Linked DNA regions of Mus musculus: regions 2, 3 and 4 are each linked to region 1. A link is a loop called in an ENCODE intact Hi-C map of the cell type or tissue named here. Cell type or tissue: heart. All regions are shown on one strand. Links, peaks and the distances in the headings refer to the core of each region. The heading gives the core; the rest is flanking DNA. Region 1 holds the start of Suv39h1 (suppressor of variegation 3-9 1). Region 2 holds the start of Ftsj1 (FtsJ RNA methyltransferase homolog 1 (E. coli)). Region 3 holds the start of Pqbp1 (polyglutamine binding protein 1). Region 4 overlaps Ftsj1 (FtsJ RNA methyltransferase homolog 1 (E. coli)).

Region 1 (5,658 bases), core at 338-5,337:
CATTTAAACTAAGCATGCTACTTTCAGTGGGCTCCTCTAACTATCCTGCTACTACTTCTGTGGCATCAGTAACTGTTTATGGTTGGGCACTCTACCTGTTGCCATCTTTTACTTCCACTCTTAGGCACAAAGTATCAACTTGGTAACTAGTTTTGTATTTCTAGGTGGAAACAAACATGCATTGGAGGATTCATTCTGCCTCTTGTTCTCTGAGAAAGCCACTTTATTTCCCTCCCTGTAAAATGGAAATAAGAGGGTCAATTCATTCTATTTCCCCCCAGGAAGAATCAGAGGAGAAAAATCCTCTTTGCAAACAGATGTGGGGTTGGTGGAGAAGAGGGTCCCCTGCCAGTGTAGTATCTGTCTTTCTCTCTCTCTCTCTCTCTCTCTCTCTCTACACACACACTCACACCAGACTTACACGGATCTTCTTATAATCACACAGGTATTCAACTTCAAAGTCATACAGATTCTTCTTAGAAACACCAAGGGCAGGACAAGAAAGCTTGGCTAGTCGGCACAGGTCCTGCAGTTGATTCCAAGAAGATTTACAGCACACACTGCAACCTAGAATGAGAAGGCCAAAGACTCACAAAAATGTAATCGACGGGCCTTACCCAAAGCTAAGATCCTCTGCAACAGGAAGTGCCAATTCCTTGAACCCTAATGCTCAATTCTCAGGGCAACACCTGGAAATAAGCCTACACACCAGGAAGCATCAACCTGTCTTTCCCTGCACATGGAAGGGTCCAGTTCTCCTATCAGAGGACCTATGCCCTCATCTGGGAGAATCTTCTACTCCAAACTCTGGCCCCCTAACTCTGGAATGGCAAGGATGAAGTGGCGCTTGTAGCAATGGGCCCGTCCATAAAGGGATCCACTGGCAGAACATCCAAGGCCTTAAGCTGCCTGCAGACTTACCTTCGGTCAGAGCCTTAAGCAATGCTCTTTGCACTTTGCAAAAGACTGGGGTGCGTTAACTAAGAGAGTCAGGGTAGGACAAAAATCCCTAGGGCAACAAACAGAGGTGTTGCTATAAAGTCTTCACTTATCTGAAACTCCTGGGCCACTGGATTTTGGAATTCAAACATTTGGGAATTTTACACAAGTAATTTTAGGCGAATTCCTGGCATAGGACATTAAGCCATCTATACTCAAAACACATTAACAGCAAACACATCTATAGCAAAAGCCTTGATTTTTCACATTAAATATTCTCACTGAATAATTTCACTTTTAAAAATCCCTTGCCATGATTAGTGACACATTTAAGAAAGACTTTTATTTCAAAGGACTTTAGGTTTTGTAATTATAAAGATTGTAGAAAGATATTACATTAAACTGGGCATAGTGGTGCATACCTTTAGACCCAGGAAAGGCAGAGACAAGCTGATCTCTGAGTTCTAGGACAGCCGTAGTCTGTCTCAAGGAAAAAAAAAATCCCTGTCTCGGGGGTGAAAAGTACAACTCAATTCGAAGGGATCTGCTCTCAATTCAGGAACATGTAAACAATACATGTGGTAGGTAAGCCCCGACAATGACTCTTGGTCACCAAAATTATTGTTCAAGAGAAGCGGATTTAAAGTATACACATTTTTTTGCTTCAGAGCACATCCCTTCTTCAACGTAATTTTAGAAGCCATTTTTAAAAAATCAAAATATGTCACAAAACCACTTGATGCTAGGTGTATGCTGTCAGTAGCCAATGCCATCTTTTAAGGATGGTTTTTTTCTCCTCCCATCATACGACTCAAATCTAAAACAATCCTAATAAGATGCTCTAGATGGTAACCTAAGAACACACAAACACTTCAAAAGAAAAAAAGATCACTGCGTACATATACACTGATCCTTTTTTATCCAAGGCCCAGCAGAGACTAATCCCTCTCCTCCGAGGCCTCTCGGTTCCCGGAGCCTCTAACCTGCGTCTGGAACGCCTTTGAAAGCCCCAAGAAGTGGCCTGCAAATACCATTTGCAGTGCCAGCAGCCGCACTCCTCCCCACCGCAGCTCCGGCTCACACTTGTGGAATCTCTTCTCAGCGCTCTACTCGAGGCCGAGGAGCCCGCCCAGCACGCACAAGTCACCCCTCTTTTCCTGCACATGGAGGAGCCGAGCCCTCCTCTCACCGAGGCCCCCCCACCAAGTCCCGCTTTCCGGGGAGACTCGTCTACCCGAAAACCCTGCCCCCATCTCGCCTCGATCCCTTTCCCACCTAGAGTCGCCGGCTCCCCCATTTTGAGAAGGGGGTCCGTTCCACTTCTTCCTCCCCTTCCGGCGTCTCCCGTGGAAACCGAAAGGGTAACGGTCACTGAGAGCCGCCTTTTCCCGCGCGTGGCCGCAACCTTCTCCTTCAGGACTCTCTCTCACGCGCGTAGGCGCGCCGGCCAGCCGCGCGCGGCCGAGAAACCCCGCGCGCGGCCTGCGCAGCCCCGCGCCCCCCGCGGCCGAAGCACGCGCCCCCTCCCCTCAGCCCCGCCCTGCCCGCGCGCCGGGCCCGCGCTCTCGGCCCCCACGTTTGCCGCGCCGGCCTTCCAGCTCCAGGCTCCGTAGCTCCGGACGCCTGGCCTGGAGCCCCGGCCACCTTCCCTCCATTCTACTCGGCCGGGCCAGTAGCTCGCGTCTCTAGCACCACAGCTTCACCTTTTAAATTTTCCGCCATCTTTCTCCACAGCTAACAACATTCGGGCCTAACCGGCCTCGCGAGAAGAGAGCGCGCGCGGGCGTGGCCGGGGACGCGCAGTCGATTGGCCGCTCCTCGCCGCTCGCAGCTCCGGCTCGGACCAACCGCGGAGCTGTGCCTGGACTCCTCCCGTCACCAGGAGTGGTCTCGAGAGCCCGTGCTCGCTGCCTTTATTCAGAGTGCGCCTGCGCAGTAGCAAAGCTTGCCTTTGCTCCAGGACCCGCCCCTTGTCAGTCATATTGCTAGCCAATCGCGGCGTCAGCCAGTCATAAAGGGCTTGTTTTGTGCAACCCCAATTCTGCCAGTCATTTATTTTAACCTCGCGCAGGCATTCACTGCCAGGGTGGACCTAGAGCCATATATATAGGTGCTCAGCCAGTCACCTGATTGAAATAAATAATAAGTCGGTCGCCGCCATCAGATGTCCGTTTCCATCACTCGCTTCTTCATTCACACTCAGTCAATAGTAGCATCCATCTGTGCCCTGCAGCCGTCTGAGTTCATAGAAGCACAACCCTTGTCAGGCAGCCTGCTATTCCCTCAAACTGTCCCCATCACATTGTTAGCCAGGCAGCCCTTTCTCCATCTTCCTTGAAGGAGACGTCTCAAACTCCAATGGCCACCCATGTCCCGAAGTGGACTGGGATTAGGTCAGGACAAATTATTGTCAGCACCCATGTAAGAGCCACACCCAGCGACAAAGTGCTGGAGGAGGGAGACAGGAGCCCCAAGCTTGCTCTTAGAGGACAGAACCCATTCCTGTAAGCTGTCCTCTGTTCACACCTGCACTTTGGTAGGTGTATACACACATACCCCAAATAAATTTAATATTAAAAAAAATACAATGAGATCAATCAAGGATGATGCTTACCATTGACCTTTGACCTACATATGTGTCTGCATACACACATACACACACCCAATAAATGTAATAAGAATTAAAAAGAAAATGGATCACAATCAAGGGAGATGCCTGCTGTTGACCTCTAGCCTACATATGTGTATGCACACGTACACAGTCCACAGTAACACGCACATATACCAGAAGAGTTAGAAAGAGCCAGGATTTCGCAAAGTGCAATTATTACAGATTTACAGACGTATTCATATCTCTAGTGTCAACAAGACATGAGAAACCCTATACTGCACAGCAGGAGGACAGAGTTACGTGCTACACAAACTTCAATGTGGCCCATCAATTATTTTTCTAAATCCATTTCACTAAATATCAGCTTAAAGTAATTTGGGCATCAGTAGTTATCATGAAATGCTTCCCTGACTTATCTTTTTTTTTTTTTTAGATTTTCTTTTTTTTTCCTTTTTTTAAAAATTGGTTATTTTATGTATTTACATTTCAAATGTTAAACCTTTTCCCTATTTTCCCCCTGGAAACCTCCTATCCCATCCTCCATCCTCCCTGCTTCTATGAGGGTGCTCCCCTACCACCACCAAACCACTCCCGCCTCACCACCCTAGCATCCCCTTACTTGCTGGGGCATCGAGCTTCCACAGGACCAAGGGCCTCCCCTCCCATTGACGCCAGATAAGGTCATTCTCTGCTACATCTGCAGCTGGAGCCTGCCTTATCTTAATGGCTTTGTTTATCCTATAGGTTTGGAAAGTATGCTGAGGCCCTGTGCCCTACCACCACTGAAGTTGACTAAAATGGCTGTGGTCAAGTCAAGCTGGGTTCCTATAATGACTCTATCTTTTCTCATTTCCATTATGGGTCAATCTTCTGAAGTGTTAGGTTCCTCAGAGAGACTTGGATTCTATCAGGATACTTTGCAACCATGCATGTATCTGAGGGGGACGGGGGAGCTTTCCTGACAGAGCTGTTCCTCAGCTAACCCCGGGACTCATTCATTCTCCCTCTCACCTTTTCAGATAAGCAGGTAGTCAGTCTAGGTATCCCACTGACCGTACTACCTGTGGATGTTTAGTCAGAATGCTCAGTATCATGTGACTCAGCCTAGGTAGACAACCAGCCATCAGAAATAGCTGCCTAGCTGGAGGTTCCATACTCTTTGATCAGCCAGCTTGAAATCGACAAGATTACCTCTGTAATTAGAGCACCCACATTCATTTACTCGTGACTGGAAAAAGCCAGATTGGGAACAAAGAAAAAAATCTATTTAGAAAGTCGGCAAACAAAAGAAGATAGGATACTATCTCAAACGGAGACCATTTTGCTTAGAGTCTGCAGGTATAAGGCAACTGAGGGAGCTGAGGAAAGTTATCTTTCTAGTTTGAGGAGGGCTGGATGGTCATAAATTCCACAGTGGCCTGCTTTTCCGACATGTAAACTGTTATTTTCTAAAGTTTCTTTGGTGTTCTGGAGTCTGTAAATCACAAGAAAAGTTACTGATTAGCAAGTTTTCTGACTCATTTCTTGATGTCAGGAAGTTATTTAACCTTGTGATTTAAGATACCGAATGGGGCAGGGAAAAGGGGCACAAAGCACCTTTGCCAGACAATAACGTAAGTGATCGAGCAGCCTCACTTGGAGATGCTATGTACAGCAAAGCTAGCAGGAGACAAAACCGTGTGCTGTCGAGACCTCCAGAATTGGGGAGTTTTTGGAAGCAAATGAAGCTATGGAGTTTCTTTCAGGGCGTCCTTGGCTTTACAGATCCAGACATTCTCTCAGGCCAGAAGTGGTTCATAGAAGCCAGAATGGCGCTTTAGCCATTCGCAGCATCTGGTAGTCTGGTCAGCCGCGGTGACATGGATCGTCAGTGAATCAGCCTGTAAAGCTATCAACCCCAACCAGTGCTGGCAGGCGTGTCATACAGCCTGCATGTTCACTGTCTCAGAAAACTGCTACCTCGCATGCTCCTCTTGCTCTCCATCGGGGGTTATAAGGTTCCAAAGACTTCTCGGTTGTCAACTTCACTACATCTGAACTTGATGATTAAAACCTAAGTGACTAGGTACACCTGTGAGGGATTATTTGTGACAATCCTCCTTTTATAT
Region 2 (5,658 bases), core at 484-5,483, 180 kb after region 1:
TCAAAGATCACACGAGTGGCCTTTGGGATCCTTTGCATCAATACAAAGATTACCTCTGTCACTCATATAGCTTCTATTTTGTCTTTCGTCACTGACCCCATTAGTTTAGCACTCTGCCTACGCACCTGTTATTCTCTCCAGAACCTCACCAATACGATTACTATGTAAACTGCCAAATAGCCACCACTTTTATTATTAGCCTTCATTAATTTTCCAGCAGACACAGCACCACGAGTGTAATACCTTCAAGACCCATCTTTTAGTAACATCCCTAAGACCATCTGCAGAGCCTCAAAGACCATCAGCCCATCAGAACCGCCAAATACCCTTCAAGTCGGCCCAGCAGATAGCAGATCAGTTGTGTAGCTCTATGCTGCACCCCGTTCGAGTTCACCTAACAATCTAGTTCCCTGCTCTAGGCAAGCTTCTCGGGGCTTGACTGAACTATGCAGCTGCAGTACCGAGAGTGAATCCCCTCATCCCGAGTTGGAGACAGGGCAGGCATGCCTCCAGTCTCGGTCCCTTTCAAGTCATCAGTGCCCTAGGACCTACCTCAGCTCTTGGATACAGAGCGTGGCTGTTCACCAGCCTCGAGAACAGTTTGCAAACTGAAAATTACAGACTCCAGTTGGTGTTCGGAGTGGACCCGAAGGCCTGTCGTACACGCCTAGAGGTTGTCGCCACGCGGTAAAGTTTGCTTTGTAAAACAGTTCAGTTCCACGGAGATCCAGACCGGAGCACAACGTATGACGTTAGTCTCGTCATCTTGTGTCGACATATCCCGGTCACAGGAACTTCAGTTCCCAGAATGCAACTGACATCGTCTGGCCAATAGTTTTGCAAGGCTTGTGAACCGGCTCTTTGTTCTTTGTTTCAAGGCCAGGGTCCTATAGCTGCGATCCGGAGCAAGATCCTGAGTTCTCGGCTAGTCTGGCTACACGGAGAGACCTTGACGTGGGAAACTTCCACCCCTCCCCCATCGCCCGCTCACTCAGACAAGATAACTTACTTGGCCGCCTTTTCCCTTTTACATCGGGACGGTTATTTAACCTATGTACTACATTTCCCAAAATTCAGCGGGCACGACCACGCCCATTTTTCTTTAAGTCTGGAGGGAAAGGAAATTACGCAAAGGGGGTGGAGCGTGACCACGCGAAGTGAAAAGTCTGTTGCGAAAGCAAGCTAACCTGGAGGCTACGGCGAGCAATTTTGAATTTTACTACCGGGAAGCTACCGCATACGATTTGCAATTTTGAATCCTACTTCTACCGGTTGACTGAAGTGCTTTCAATTTTGCCACCTTAGAACTTTAGTTTCCTCATCTGAAAAGAAGGGATAATCACCTATCTAGAATTCACGGTGTTAATCGGATGCACATCCTTTTCTAATTGTATATTTTCCAAATACTTTTTAATACATTTTAACCACCACCACTGCCCTCACCGCCTCCACCCGCACCACTGAAAAGCATGTCTACGGATTTGCGAGACGCACTGAGTAGAGGCTCTTGCCGCCAAATCTGACCACCCAAGTTCGATTCCCCATACACAAGGTCATGGATGGAAGAAGACTGATTCCTGCAAGTTGTCCTTTGATCCCCAACATGCGCACTTGTCACGCGCCCCCTCCCCCAAATAAATAAATAAATAAATAAATAAATAAATAAATAAACGGACGAACGAACGAATGAATAAATACATGTATGAATGAATAAAAGTTTTGTATTTTTTGTTTTTCCTTTTTCCTTCCTTCTCTCTCTTTCTTTCTTTCTTTCTTTCTTTCTTTCTTTCTTTCTTTCTTTCTTCCTTTCTTCCTTTCTTCCTTTCTTCCTTTCTTCCTTTCTTCCTTCCTTCCTTCCTTCCTTCCTTCCTTCCTTCCTTCCTTTCTTTCTTTCTTTTTGTTTTTTGTTTTTTGTTTTTTCGAGACAGGGTTTCTCTGTATAGCCCTGGCTGTCCTGGAACTCACTCTGTAGATCAGGCTGGCTTCGAACTCAGAGATCTGCCTGTCTTTGCCTCCCAAGTGCTGGGATTAAAGGCGTGCACCACCACTGCCCGGCGAATAAAAGTTTAAAGCATATATGCATGTATGAATATGTATATGTTCTTTAAAAATTCATTTTCTGAAGTGCTGAATTCAAATCCCAACAACCACTGAGCCATCTCTCCAGCCCCTATGTATGTGTTCTTGTGTGTGTGCTCATGTCATGACCTAGTGCATGAAACACAATAATTGAAAGTATTTACTGTGTATTAGGCACTATTCTAGTGCTCTCAGCAATGCGCTGGTAAATGGTTAACTGGCTTCTGGCAGGGTAGGGGATTGGGCCTGTTTGTAGCATTTGTTAGTTTCCATGGTTTACATATTATCTATCATCTGGTCAGATTTTAAGTCACCCATGTGTAGTCTAAACACAGGTGCAGCAGGACATCATTATGTATTAATTCGACCATACAAAAAGAGAAATGGCTTCAAGAACATAGGAAATGAATGCGATATAGTCAGATAACTGGGAAGTGATACATTTTGAGTATCTATTATGCATAAAAATCCTATCCACTTAATCGTTAAGTTCACAGTATTATTTTTCTTTCTCTTCCTCTCCCCATGGTTTCAACATAGGTCAAGCTGATCTCCAACCCACAAACCACTCCCCACCTGCCAAGTGCTGAGGTTTCAGCTTTTCCCACCCTAGTGTTCTGAATTTCTTATTTTATTTCTTTGAGACAGGTTCTCAGAGAGTTACTATGTAGCTCTGGGTGTCCTAGAACTCATTATGTAGTCCAGGCTAGCTTCAAATTCGCAGAGATCTGTTTGCCTCTGCCTTCTTAATGCTGAGATTAATCAGCATTTCATTTTAAAGATCAATTTAATTTTATATGTATGAGTGTTCTTTTTCTACATGTATATGCAGAAAACATGCACGTCTGCAGCTTAAGGAGTTCAGGAGGTGTCAGACCCTGGAATTGGAGTCAGGATGATGGTAAGCTATCATGTCAGTGCTGGGAACTGAAACTGGGTTTTCTTCAAGGGCAACAAGGACTTTTGACCACAGAGCCAACTCTTCAGCCCTAGCGTTTCAATATTAACAATAGTTATTTAACAGTCAGTTTACAAAATTCTCAAAATTGAACAAGCTTACTTGTGAAAACCTATATATGTTGTTTCCAGTGTACTGCTGAATTCTTAAAATGTTATTTTTAGGAGCTGGAGAGATGGCTCAATAGTTAAAATGCTCTTAATTCCCAGCAACCACATATGGGTGGCTCACAACCATCTGTAAAGGGATCTGATGCCCTCTTCTGGTGTGTCTGAAGATAGCAACAGTGTACTCACATACATAAAATAAATAAGTAATTCTTTAAAAAAGTTATTTTTAGATTTTATTTTGTTTTGTGTGTGTGCGTGTTTTTGCCTTCATATCTGTATGGGAATCAAAGGCATTCCTGGTGCCTTTTGAGGCCAGAAGAGGGCATTGGATCTCCTGGAACTGAAGAAAAATAGTAAATATTTTATATATTGTGTATCATGTATAAAACCTAGGCATCACCCTATACATATAACATACAGTGTATATGGTAATATGTCTCTATACATTTAGTAAGAAAACTATTAAATACAGGTATACTAGTAACTAGATAAGAGAATGTTTTAGGGGGCTGGTGAGATGGCTCAGTGTGTAAGAGCACCCGACTGCTCTTCCGAAGGTCCAGAGTTCAAATCCCAGCAACCACATGGTGGCTCACAACCATCCGTAACGAGATCTGACTCCCTCTTCTGGAGTGTCTGAAGACAGCTACAGTGTACTTACATATAATAAATAAATCTTAAAAAAAAAAAAGAGAATGTTTTATCTTTAAGGTAGGGTCTTCCTATATAGCCCACTCTGTCCTTAAGACTTGGTCCTCCTGCCTTAGTCTCCATAGCATTGGGATTACAAGTGTGACATACCATGGCCAGCAAATAGATGATGTTTTGTTGGGTGGCGAGAAAGTAAGATGAAAAGAACAGACAATAAAGAAAGGATTGCATTACCCTTTCTTCCTTTTGAGATGAGATCTTGAGAGGTTGCCCAGGCTGGCCTCTACCTTGTGGGCTCAGTCCATTTTTTCTGCCTCAGTCTTCAGAGCAGGAGCGCACACTCTGAGGATATTTGGAGGAAATGCATTGCAAGAAAAGGGAGCAGTAAACGCAAAAGGCTGAATGGGAAGAACTTCGGCAAGCATTCAGAGAACTAAAAGACGGACTCTCCATGTCTTTGAATGGTGGTGGTGCAGGGAGGGTGCGGGTGGGGGGGTTGGGGGGTGGGGGGGGTGGGGGGGGTGGGCGGGGTGGGGGGGGAGGCGATTGTGATGCTTTCTGCTGCCCCCTACTGCCTAGAACAGGGTCTGTTCTCAGTTCATAGCAACTAGCCTTTTGTGGCTGTTTCCTCATTTTCTTCTCAGTATGTTCTGTATTTTCTTTTATTGCCCAAGCACCCAGGGACCTATGCAAACAAGGTAAAGAGTTTTGAGCTGCACCCCCAGCCTCACTTTATGCTTTATTATTAATTTTTTTTTTAAGCAGAGGCTGGTGGTGCATACCTGGCAGGCAGAGGCAAGAGGATTTCAGTGAGTTTGAGGCCAGCCTGGTCTACAGAGTGCACTCAGGCCAGGCAAGGTTACATAGAAAGATACTGTCTCAGAAAAAATTGTGTGTGTGTGCGAGTGCTTGTCTGGAGGTCAGAGGATGACTTTAGGAAATTGGTTCCTGCCTTTCCCTTTGTTGAGCTAGATTCTCTTCTCTCACTGTTTTTGCTGCTGCTTTATGTAGCCCAGGAAGAAGGCAATGCTAACTTCTGGACTCCTGTCTCTGCCTCCCATTGGACTACATGAGTGCCAGGATTACAGATGCATGCCACTTCATTTGACTTTTACTTGGGTTTTGGAGATCCATCTTAGGTCATCTCTCTTGTGTGGCTATTGCATTTATCCATTGAGAAGTGTTGTGGACTCTACGCTGCTACTCTGTATTCTAGAGAGGTCCTAGGAAGAGACAGAAACATCCCTGAAGAACAGGGTTTTTGTTTGTTTGTTTGTTTGTTTGTTTGTTTGTTTTTGTTATTTTAATCTCTGGATAGGGGGCTGGAGAGATGGCTCAGCGGTGAAGAGCACCAGAGGTCCTGAGTTCAATTCCCAGCAACCACATGGTGGCTCACAACTATCTGTAATGGGATCTGATGCCCTCTTCTGGTGTGTCTGAAGAGAGCAATGGTGTACTCATATACATAAAATAAGTAAATAAATAAATCTTTTTTTTTTAAAAGAAATCTGTCTTTTTTTTGTTTTTGTTTTTGTTTTTGTTTTTTGAGACAGGGTTTCTCTGTATAGCTCTGGCTGTCCTGGAACTCACTTTGTAGACCAGGCTGGCCTCGAACTGAACTCAGAAATCCGCCTGCCTCTGCCTCCGGAGTGCTAGGATTAAAGGCATGTGCCACCACGCCCGGCTTTTTTTTTTTTTTTAATATCTCTGGGTGGGGCTGTGACGAGGCTCTGTTATGTGGCAAAAACCACTTAAGGGACCTGAAAGCCAAAGAAGGAGGGACAGCTTGGGATGCAGCTCAGTTATAGAGGAGCACTTGCCTGGTGTGTGTGTGTGTGTGTGTGTGTGTGTGTGTGTGTG
Region 3 (5,658 bases), core at 260-5,259, 180 kb before region 1:
AACTCACCTGCATTATTGTTCCTGACTTTCTTGGCGGATTTGGTAACGACAAAGTTAGGATCATGTGGTGAGAGCCACGACACAAGGTCTGTCTCCACATTCCAATAGTAAGGGAGTCCGCTGTGGGCAGTGAGAGGGAGGGAGTGTCAGCTCAGATGTCCCTTATACCACCTGTCACCTCAACCTGCGTCCAGATCTGCTTCATGGTCCCACATGCACATCTCGTCCCTCTCGACCCACAGTAAGAGAGAACACAGGAAGGGCAAGGCCACCATGTTGTCCATGAAGTCCATCCCACCATGTTGGTAGGCTCACCAAGAAGGGTCAAACACCTTGTACCAGCTCGGTGGCAGACCCTCTATCCGGGTGGCCTCATAGTCAACAGGATCATCATCGTAGTCTTCAGCAATAATCTCTTCCTCTGGCTCTGGAAGAATGGGGAAGGAGAAAAGCAGTTGAATTACCCGATAGTGATGGTGTGTGTGTGGGGGTTCTCCTCCTATTCTCAGGCATGGAGACATGACTGACCACTCACATCTACACCACCATGCAGGGAAGACAGAAGTACATGCTCAGCGTTGATAATCTTCAAAAATTTGATATCCAATCAATTCCTGAGTTCAGATACCATGTGGCATTGTATTATCCCAACGTATTTCAATGAAATGGCTTGGAACAGTAGGGGGGTTGCCTAAAATAATGGCTAATCTATCCATATCCTGAACTTCAATGGGTTTCTGGCTCATGAATATTGGATAACAAGGAATTGATGTAAACATTGCTTTGACTCTATTCCTAGGGGCGGATATACAGCAAGCTTGCAGCAGACATCTAGTGATAGTAGAATAAAGATGGTGTCTCTTATCAGCCCAGTGCCTGGCCATCAGTAAGCACATAACAGATTTAAGCTCTGGGTATAATTAACAATAAAATGCATGTGCCTACAACATCATAGTGACACCAAAAGAGATGTCAGGTATGATTGTCCATATTGCTAATAAACACTATCAGCAGTGGGCTCAGTACTCAAAAAGATTTAAAAGAAACACTAATGATATGGGGTTTGCCTGAAGCCCTGGATTCATATCCTAACACCCCCAAGAAAACAAATATCAGTGGTCATTATTAGTACTGTTAGGCACAAAGTCTATGTCTGGCACAAAGTAGTCTTGTAATAGATGTCAGTTGTCCATACAATAATATGATGTACTTTTCCAGTGCCTAGCACACCATATAGGTCAAAACTCATGCCCCACTTTATTACTATTGGCAATAATGTATAATTAGCACCTAGTAATACAGTAAATCTTATTAAGAGATCATCTTTTTTTTAAAGATTTATTTATTTATTTATTATATGTAAGTACACTGTAGCTGTCTTCAGACACTCCAGAAGAGGACATCAGATCTCATTACAGATGGTTGTGAGCCACCATGTGATTGCTGAGATTTGAACTCAGGACCTTCAGAAGAGCAGTCAGTGCTCTTAACTGCTGAGCCATCTCTCCAGCCCCCAGATCATCTTTTTTGACTGTTAGCATATCATACGTGCCAGGCACTTAGGCAGCCTTAAATAAATGTTAATGGTTATGGTGCCCATCACCCAAGTACCTCTGCTGAGGTAAACATAGAGCATCAGCATCCTGTCACTGTATTTGGCACATAGGAGACTGCAGGATAGATCAGATGCCTTTTTGGACCCTTAATCCTAGCATTAGGAAAGCGGAGACAGGCAGATCTTGATGAATGCAAAGCCAGCCTGATATACAGAATGGGTCCCAGGCCTGCCAGAAGTACAGAATGAGACCATGTCTCAAACATTAATTAGTTAAATACCATGCAGTCATGGGTTTATTTTACTTATTTTCTGATACACACACATATATATACACATATATACATGTGTACATACACACACAGACACATGTATATCTGGCCTAGAATTCAGTATGTAAACCAGGCTGTCTCCTGTGATCCCTTTTACCTGCCCCAGCCATGCTGGGGACTACAGATGAATGCCACCATACTTATGTCTATTTGTTTTTTATTTTTTGAAGACTGGGTCTTGCCAAATTGCCATGTCTGGCCTTGACCTCCTGGACTCAAGCCATGTTTGTAGCTCAGCCTCCTTAGTACCTGAGATATTTGTACCTGCCACCGTGTCCACTTGATTCATGACTTAAATTAAAGCTATCCCTCCAGCCTTACACTTCACACAGCACCCACCAACCACGAAGAAGTAATGAATATCAGAAAAAATTATATTGACAACGAGATGCCTGCCAGGCCATGCAAGATACCAAGTATCAAAACCAAGGTGCCAGTCAAGGAGATATACTTCAATAGAGCGCATCCAAGAGCTCTGGTCTAACCCCAGCAGTACAAGGGGGCGGGGGAAGATGCACACTAGGACGGCAGAAGATGGCAGAGCACTTACTTAGCAAACACCTAGGTTCGACAGGGGCGGGAGGGGGCGGAGAAAAGGGGGAATAAAGAATAGAATAAACAGCAGAACGTCTATTAACACTGGCACATGATAGATGCATCTGCTTTTAGTTTTCTCACCCGGCTCCAGATGTTTGAGGATGCCCCTCTTCGCCAAGCGGGTCTGCAGCGCAACAGGAAGCGGCATAGTGGGTAGCTGACCAGACCTAGAAACAGACAAGACAGTACTGAAGGGCAGATCTGATTAACATTTCAATCTGGATAGCCAGTAACCACGCGTGTGTTCACACACACACACACACACACACACACACACACACACACACACACACACACACACCTACGTAACTGCAACAGTAGCTGGAAGAGAACAAAAATGCGTGCTAAAAGATAAAAGAGATATGTAGCAATATGGCCAGAATTAGGATCAGCAGAACTCTCCGGACCCAGGCACTGGAGACCGGATGGACCAAAGACCCAGTTCCTCTCTAGACCAAGGCTCCACCCATCACCCAAGGGACCAAGTGCCACACACCCGCAACCCAGAAATGGGATCACCCAACGTTCCTCAAAGTCCGCACGGTGGGCGGAACCAAGGCGCTAGGATGGGGGAGATACAATGCCAACGCCATCTCCAGCTTTAAAAGAAAGCTTACACCCCAGCCTTACCAGTACAACTGTGCGATTAGTCAAAGTCTATCTCCTTACCCTCCTCTCCCTCATTGGCACAGTGCTTACCAACACCGAAGGGCTCTTGGTTTAAAGCACAACAGGCTCCTCGACTCTCCCCAGGTGCAATTAACTGGTCGCATCCGACGCTTACATGGAACGGATGTGGCCCTTCTGGCTAGCCAATAAGAGCGCGCCGTTGGCCTTACGTAAGCAGAGAAGAACCAATTGTTCCCTTGGTCTACGTACAGCGCCTCAGAGCTTGTGGGCGTTTCGGAGCGGGAGGGGGACGGGGGGAGTGTCTCGCCCGCGCCACCGACTGCGCCAGGCCGGACTCTGGCGCCATGGAGGAGTACGCTCGCGAACCTTGGTACGGCGATGGGCACAGGCTTCGGGACAGTCCGCGCGACGCTCAGGCGGACAACGGGAGGCGGGCGGGGAAGGCAGGGGCTGCAGTGTCAAGTCCCTGACCCGGGAGGCTCGGAAACTTCACTGCCTCTGCGCATCCGGCATGGCCCCTCCCACTCGGACTTCGTCAAAAAACCGCCACCGTGGAGTGTCCCAGTATGTGCGGTGTGGGACAAACTATCGCACTGTTGCCCTGGCTCTTCTCCTAGACCCCCTTTGTGAGCCAAAAGAGAAACGCTGGGCAGATCCATTCCGGCGGTGAGGGAGGAGAGGCGTGGAGCCAATATCCACAGGGTTTCTTCGTGTCGCTTTTCTCAGGCTGGCTTTTGACATAGGATAGGGCATGTGTGAACTCACTGTGGGCTAAGCCAGATGGCACCTGGCTTTTCCGCACGGTCTTTTGATTTGTCCGATTTAGGTTTTAAAAGGACACAAGGGTTTCTCTGGACGTGCTTTTTGTGTCGAACCGAGTGTCAGTCACCCTGTTTATATTTTACTTAAATAACGTTTGCTAGTTAACACTATTGAAGCCTGACACGACAACTCCCCCCCCCCCCTCCCAGACACGGTTACTCTGTGGTGTAGCCCTGGCTGTCCTGGAACTCACTCTGTAGTCTTGAACTAAGAAATCCTCCTGCCTCTGCCCCCCAAGTTCTGGGATTAAAGGCGTGAACCACCCCTGCCAGGCACATGACAACTCTTACTGATTTTTGATAGTAACAAAAACCATTTTGTTTTTGGCTCCTGGTTCTAGGATTTGAGGGACTCTGTTCTTCAAATCTAGTTTCACGTAGAACTCTCTGAGAATACTGTATTGTCAGAAACAGTCATAGGGGCTCAGTGGTAGAGTAGTTGATTTAAGCAAGAGACAGATTGTGGGGGACAGGGGACCTAGATTCCAAAGCCATTTGATTTTTGATAATGACAAAAACAGTTGTATTGACGCTTGCTTGTAATCAAGAGCACTGCTCTGCCAGTAGTAAACCCATCGTTGCAAGGCTATGTGGTGAGACACCTCCCCCATCCCAAATTGTTTTCTCACTTTTGTACCACAGATAGATTTACAAACCTTTTCTTTTGGGGTTTGTTTGTTTTGAGACAGTATCTCACTATAGAACCCTGGCTGGCCTCGAACTGACTAGACTAGGCTGACCTCTGACCTCAGAGTGCTGGTATTAAAAGGCACAAACTTTCTTTGTGGGACAGGGTCTCCATTTAGAGCCCAAGTTGGACTGCCAACTTGTGATCCTCCTGTCTCAGCCTTCCAAGTGTTGATCACAGGTGTGCAGAAACACATCTGGTTTTCCTTTCTGGCTTTCTGGGGAATATAAAAAGTGTCAGAACTAATTTGTTGTCATCTAAGGTGTTCTGCATCAGTCCTGAGCTTCCCTGTTTGGTTCTCCAAGCAGGGCAGGGTCTCACATTAACCCAATCTTTTCCTTCCTGCTTGCAGCCCATGGCGAATTGTGGATGATTGCGGTGGAGCTTTCACCATGGGTGTCATTGGTGGTGGAGTCTTCCAGGCTATCAAGGGCTTCCGCAATGCCCCTGTTGTGAGTTGGGCCTTCCTCCAGTGGTGTGGGAATCTGCGGTCTTGCTGACATAGGAGTACTGCTCTGAGCATACTGAACATTCTGTTGATTGTTCACCTACTGTGTGTTGGGCCTGGCTTCTGGATTTAGGGTTTGAGGGATTCTGTTCTTCAACTATCCAGCTAGAACTCTGGAAATACTGTACTGTCAGAAACAGTCTTAGGGGCTAGAAGTATTTAGCTCAGTGGTAGAACAGTTGATTTAAGCAAGTGGGTGGGTGTGTATGTGTGTGTGGGGTGCCCACAGTTCCATCCTTAGAATTAGAATAAAAAGAAAAGGGTTAGCATCAAATTTTCAATGTGTATACACCGTAGATTTTACCACAAGACAGTCTTTGGGATAAAATTCTATATGGATGGTGGTGCCACACACCTTTAATCCCAGCCCTTGGGAGGTAAAGGCAGTCAGATCTGTGAGTTGAGGCCAGATCTGGTCTACAGAGTGAATTTTGGGACAACCAGGGCTACACAGAAAAACCCTGTCTCCCCCACCCCCCCTCAAAAAATCCTCTATACAGGAAAATGACAGGAGTTGGGCAGAAAGA
Region 4 (5,658 bases), core at 187-5,186, 170 kb after region 1:
AGGCTAACCTCAAACTTGTAGAGACTTGCTTGCACCCCACCCCTCCAAGTGCTGGGATTAAAAGTGAGTGACACCATGACCAAACTATTTTTATTATTTTTAATTGTGTGTTGTGTGTGTGTGTATGTGTGTCCTGGGTGTGTGCTTGTGAATGTAGGTATCCTGAGAGGCCAGAGATGTCTGCTCCTGTGGAAGTCATAGGCAGTTGTGAGCTCCCACACGTGGTTGCTGGAAACCAAACTCAGATCTTCTGCAAGGGCAATCCTTGCTCTTAACTAGAGAGCCAGCCTGCAGTCCCTATTCAGATTGTTCTTAAAGGTACCCTTTACTTGAACTTTAGAAGGGGAAAAAAGCAAATTTACCTTAATGTGTTAAGGTCAACAATGAATTTCATTGTCTTCCACCTGCCAAAGAAAGAGAAAAGGAACTCAGCTATTTGGCTACATTTTTCCATTTGTCAGTGGGCTGAGCTAGGGATTCTTAAAGAGATTGCAAGGCAGGAAAGGACCAGGAGAGGGAGTCAGTCAGGACAGAAACGGGCACACTGGGGAGATGTCATGGTGGGCTCAGAGGTACATATCCATACCTTGGGGTCTAGCAGGGTATGGATAGCCAGAGGCTGGGGCAACTTGTCCACACTGTTGATGGAGCATTCTTGGGGGAGGAGTTCCTTGGCCAGCTGTCCATTCTTCTTCAACCTGCAGGCCTCTTGGTATGGGGGTGCGATGGGGGGCTGTGTGGGTGGAGTATATTTGTACTCAGAGCCACCGTCTAGCTGTAGGACACAAGAGATGATGAGGATCTGCCAGTCCAAGACAATCTCCTGCCCCCTGCCCCGCTGGCTGGACACTCACATCCAGAGAGTAAGTGCGGTCCGAATCGTAGGCGCTGAGGTCCCCACAGGCCACAAAGGGCACAATAACACGGGTGGGACCATCCAACTGGTTGAAATCTGTATCTTAGAAAGAGGCAGAGTGAAGATACAGTCTACACCAGCACTGAAGTCCCCCTCCCCACCATCATGGTCCTTTTTCCCTCTGGTGCACATTCCCTTCTGATCACTGTTGCTAAAATGTCAGCCTGTGGCCTGGCTTTTTCACTGTACCATGCCCGCTCAGCGTTTTACCAGTACATTCTACCTTGTCTCATGCAAATAGGATCTACAGAGACAGGTTCCACCTTTGCCTATCAGGTTAGAGGCTACAGACTTCCACAGGGGACATGTTTAATACAGGTGAGCTTTCTACCTGAGGGGTTCCCTAAGGTAGACACTTAGGATCTTCCCTGGGTGAATGCTTAGTTTGCTGCAACAGAATTTCTACCAGGACCAAGGCTACCATTGGAAGACTATCTGAAATATCCCTAAGGGGGTACAACTGCCATCGGAGTGTGAGGCAGAGGGCTCTCAACAGACACAAGGTGAAGCAAGCCAGTAAAGAACATCCCTCCATGGCCTCTGCATCAGCTCCTGCTCCCTGACCTGCTTGAGTTCCAGTTCTGACTTCCTTTGGTGATGAACAGCAGTATGGAAATGTAAGCCGAATAACCCCCCCCCCCCCAAAAAAAAAAAGAGACACAAGGCACACGGAGCTGGTAAAGTTTTCCCAGGCATGGGTCACCACCAGCTCTGGCTCTCACCATATGAGTGGTTCAGCAGGGGTCTGGTCAGGTCTGGAATGAAGCCCTCAGGAGGGTCATAACCCTGACACACAGCAAAGGCCTCTGTGGGGGAAAACCTGGAGTGAGGGGTGACTCTCTGTCACCTCAACCTTGTGCAGACACATGGCCAATCACCCCCTTGCCAATCAGGCCTCCATGTCACCCACCCACTGACCAATGCTAGAGTTCCGGCTGCTCTTGGGCTTAGCGCAGAGCACACTGGAGAAGAAGATACGTAGTTGGCTGTAGAGCAGGGTCACATCCCGGCCTCGGAATATCTGTAGGGTGTGGAAGGCAAGCTATAGAAGTAAGGGGGCCCTTTCCCGGCAGGGACCTTTCTCACCACTCCTGCAGGATCCCCAAGGCTCACCTTGGCCACGAAGCAGCCCCCTAGCTTCAAGACATGAGTAGCGATGTTGAGAGCCTGCAAAAAGGAAAGGCGGGTATGGTGGAGGCAGAAGCAGGCAAGAAGGGGCCAAAGGAGGGCAGAGGCAGCCACCAGGGTTACTCACAGCTAGCAGAAGCTGGGCCTGCATGTACTCATCCACATCATGGAGACCAGTGACTGTAGCAAGAAGAACAGCATTAGGGGACTCTCTGACTTGACATGTCTTCTTATACCAGAGATTAGAAAACCAAGGATGTTTTTCAGGCCTTCTTACTGTGAAGGTTCTGGAAAGAGCATTGTCTTCCAACTAGAGTTTGAGCCCCGAGTGCTTAGCAACCTGGGAAGTCATTTTAATCCTGGAAAACTACTTGTCCTACAAGCAGCACTAGTATGTCTACCTCTACCCAGATGGCTTCGTGGGGCTGTATTGATAAACCAACCCCATAGGTGCAACCAGTTCAAAAGCAGATTTCTACTTCCTTCTCTATTACCAGTTTCTTGATGTTTCTCAGCTCATCCGATCTTCTAGTTACTCATGTCAAAAACCTTAGTCCCTGTGACCAACTTTGGCCCGCATCATACTCACATTCCAGACCTTAGCAGATCCAGCCCATTCTATTTTCAAAGTGGGACCATTCTCTCCTTACCTGTGACTGGAGCCCCCACTGTTATAAGTTACTCTTTTGCACTACTGCAGTGGCCAGCTCCTCTTGGTGTGTGTGTGTGTCTGCTTCCACCTCTGCCCCTCACACTGCTCAAGAAGCCTAAGGGATACTTCCTTGGTCTACAACCCTCAGGCTTTCTCCAAGTTTGCACTATCAAGGGCAGTGCTGTAACTGACAGCCCTGTTAGCCCCTTCGCTATCAATTCTTTCTGATGATAAGTCAATACAGCCTTTCCTATCTATTTTATTTCAAATCTCAGCAGGTAGTTTTTACTTCCTCAGCCTGTCTTAGTGACTTCCCTACATGATCTATTACCTGTTCTATCTTTTTAAAAAGTTTATCTTTTTATTAAAAATTGTAGGGATGGAGAGATGGCTCAGCGGTTAAGAGCACTGACTGCTCTTCCAGAGATCCTGAGTTCAATTCTCAGCAACTACATGGTGGCTCACAATCATCTATAATGGGATCTGATGCCCTCTTCTGGTATGTCTGAAGAAGGCAGCTACAGTGTACTCATATAAACAGAAATAAATTTTAAAAAATTGTGAATTGCTATTCATTTTGTGTATTTTTAAAACATTTTATGTATGTGTGTCTGCATTTTGTATGTCACATGCGTGTGCCCATGGGGACCAAAAGAAGAGTGTCAGATCCTCTGGAGTTTAAGCTATAGGCAGTTGCAAGTCACCAGGCATGGATGGCTCTCAAATGAACTCAGTTCCCTGGAAGAATAACAAGCATTCTTAACCATTAAGCCAGCCCGCCCCCCCATTTTTATTTTTTGAGAATGGGCTGACCTTGAGCTCCAGTGATCTTTCTGCCTCAGTCTCCCAAGATCTGCAATTACAGGCATTGAGCCATCAGATCAACTGTCTCTCTTTTTAAAGATTTTATTTATTTAATGTATATGAGTACACTGTCACTATCTTCAGACACACCAGAAGAGGGCATCAGGTCCCATTACAGATGGTTGTGAGCCACCATGTGGTAGCTGGGATTTGAACTGAGGACCTCTGGAAGAGCAGTCAGTGCTCTTAACTGCTGAGCCACCTCTCCAGCCCTCAACTGTGTCTTTTCTATGCAATCCCACGGAAACATTGACTTCACAAGGCCAGAGACCAGTGGAATTTATTTATGCACACTTTCCCAACACAACGTGTGGTCAGAAAATGTTTTGAATAAATGGGTGGCAAAAACAAACAAACAAACAAACAAACAACCAACCCACAAATCAAAAACCAAGCACAGGATTGGCCAGGCTCTCAGATGAGAAGGCAGGGGGCTTGACACACAGTCTAGCACGAAGCTGACGGGCGGGGGTAAACCTTAGCAGCAGAAGACTTGCCTCGCACACATGAGGGTTCATCTATTTTTAGCACCACAAAACAGTCCAAAAAAAAAAAAAAAACCAAACCCAAACAAACTTGAAAGGCAGGGAGGAGGAGGATGGGCAATGAGGGCGGAGATAGGGAGAGACTGCCAGAAAGGGGGGAAATGGAAAGAACAGAGGGAAAGAGGGAGAAAAAAAACTGAGCTAAGAGACAGAGGTCACCCTCACAGCGCATTTACCATCAGGAGCCCCGTCACACACTACTAGGTCAGCAGGGCAGCCTTCAAAGTGCTGGATGATCTCCTTGGCAGTGGAAAGCTATGGAGAAAGGGGGGTGAACAGCCTTAGTACCCCTCTGCTGCCCTCACCCTCAAATCCCACCTGCCTACAGCCCTCGCCTCAAAGCCTTGGGGACAGCCATGTTCTGGAGGCTTTGTCTGACTAAGACGTAGTTGGATCTCTGGGGAACCATCCTCACCATCTTTTGGTGTCTCTGCAATACAGTCTACGCACAGGGGGTCAATCTCCGTCTTTCTCAGGTTCTGTCTTTTGGTACTGGGACAGAACCCAGTATGCTCTGTTTATACCACATGAGGGTTCTAGCACTAAGCTACATATCCAGTCCCCTCCTCTTTCTTATTTACTCTTTTAGAAAACATTTTTAAGAGCACGCCTTTAATCCCAGCACTCGGGAGGCAGAGGCAGGCGGATTTCTGAGTTCGAGGCCAGCCTGGTCTACAAAGTGAGTTCCAGGACAGCCAGGGCTACACAGAAACCCTGTCTCGAAAAAACAAACAAACAAACAAACAAAAAGAAAACAAAAAAAAGAAAACATTTTTAAGGGGCTGGTGACCTGGCTTGGTAGGTAAAGCACTTGCTGCCAGGCCTTGTGACCCAGAGTTCCACTCCTGGAACTCAGAGTGGAAAGCGAAAACTGACTCCTCCAAGTGATCTCTGACCTCTATACGAACACCATGGCACCCGACCCCTCCCCCAAACACACATACAACAACTAATAACAACATTAATAAACTAATTAGAAATGCTCTCGATTTCCCTCTCTCCCTTTCTTCCTTTGTTTTTCTTAAGGTATATGGGTATTTTGCCTTTATGCATGTTTGTGCCTCACATGTGTGCCTGGAACTGGGGGAAGGCCAGAAGAGGGCAACTGATTCCCTGGGACTGAAGTTGCAGACAGTTGTGCGCCACTGTGTGGGTGTTCCGAATTGAACCCATATCCTCTGGAAGAGCAACCAGTGATTGCCCTTAACTGCTGAGCCACCTCTCCAGCCCCTTAGATATTTTAAAACTGCATTTATTTGTTCATTAATTGTGTGCGTGTCTGGGTACATACGCATGTGGAGGTCAGAGGACACCATTTGGGATTGAACTCAGTCACCTGGTTTGCTGTCAAGCCATCTCGAAGTCCTTTGATAACTCAGGCCAGCTTTGCCTGCTCAAGCCATCTCGAAGTCCTTTGATAACTCAGGCCAGCTTTGGTCTTATTATCCTTCACCCTCAGCTTTTTAAAATTCGAGGATTAAATAGCCTTTCTCATTTTTTTATTGTCTTGTTTCTCTTCTCCTTTCTACTGTCCCCCAAACGAAGGCAGTCAC

What was found. A loop is a pair of places that touch in the nucleus more often than their neighbours do. Peaks named below come from ENCODE experiments on the same cell type or tissue, not always from the same donor. Only the 100,000 strongest peaks of a DNase experiment are listed, where the experiment ranks them.
Region 2: it touches region 1 in a loop (2.6-fold over the local background); 4 of 42 quality-filtered maps call a loop at or near these places.
Region 3: a loop joins it to region 1, with 2.5 times the contacts of the local background. A loop is called at or near these places in 2 of 42 quality-filtered maps.
Region 4: it touches region 1 in a loop (2.1-fold over the local background); 4 of 42 quality-filtered maps call a loop at or near these places.

Annotation. Positions count from the first base shown.
Region 1 is chrX:8,071,902-8,077,559 of GRCm38, forward strand. It overlaps Suv39h1 (suppressor of variegation 3-9 1), which reads right to left and starts at 2,859. Exons shown (of 6, transcript NM_011514.2): 1 at 2,643-2,859; 2 at 422-567. The coding sequence starts at 2,661. In heart, for the core only: a CTCF peak has its summit at 2,660; a DNase peak (open chromatin) is centred at 2,840; H3K4me3 peaks cover 2,836 bases; H3K27ac peaks cover 1,720 bases.
Region 2 is chrX:8,251,620-8,257,277 of GRCm38, forward strand. Ftsj1 (FtsJ RNA methyltransferase homolog 1 (E. coli)) reads right to left here and starts at 787. Exons shown (of 13, transcript NM_001290430.1): 1 at 553-787. In heart, for the core only: CTCF peaks have their summits at 3,314 (motif pointing left) and 4,394 (motif pointing left); DNase peaks (open chromatin) are centred at 832 and 1,072; H3K4me3 peaks cover 1,190 bases; H3K27ac peaks cover 1,075 bases.
Region 3 is chrX:7,895,986-7,901,643 of GRCm38, forward strand. It overlaps Pqbp1 (polyglutamine binding protein 1), which reads right to left and starts at 3,015. Exons shown (of 7, transcript NM_019478.4): 1 at 2,786-3,015; 2 at 2,566-2,651; 3 at 316-427; 4 at 8-120. The coding sequence starts at 2,632. Timm17b (translocase of inner mitochondrial membrane 17b) reads left to right here and starts at 3,351. Exons shown (of 6, transcript NM_011591.5): 1 at 3,351-3,484; 2 at 4,976-5,075. The coding sequence starts at 3,459. In heart, for the core only: no CTCF peak of the experiment used is centred there; DNase peaks (open chromatin) are centred at 3,086 and 3,326; H3K4me3 peaks cover 2,383 bases; H3K27ac peaks cover 1,882 bases.
Region 4 is chrX:8,244,698-8,250,355 of GRCm38, forward strand. Ftsj1 (FtsJ RNA methyltransferase homolog 1 (E. coli)) reads right to left here. Exons shown (of 13, transcript NM_001290430.1): 5 at 4,282-4,360; 6 at 2,172-2,224; 7 at 2,030-2,083; 8 at 1,835-1,937; 9 at 1,639-1,722; 10 at 855-952; 11 at 587-775; 12 at 363-404. The coding sequence ends at 378. Among named protein-coding and RNA genes, the nearest start is that of Ftsj1, 4.9 kb to the right of the region's middle. In heart, for the core only: a CTCF peak has its summit at 3,190 (motif pointing left); no DNase peak of the experiment used is centred there.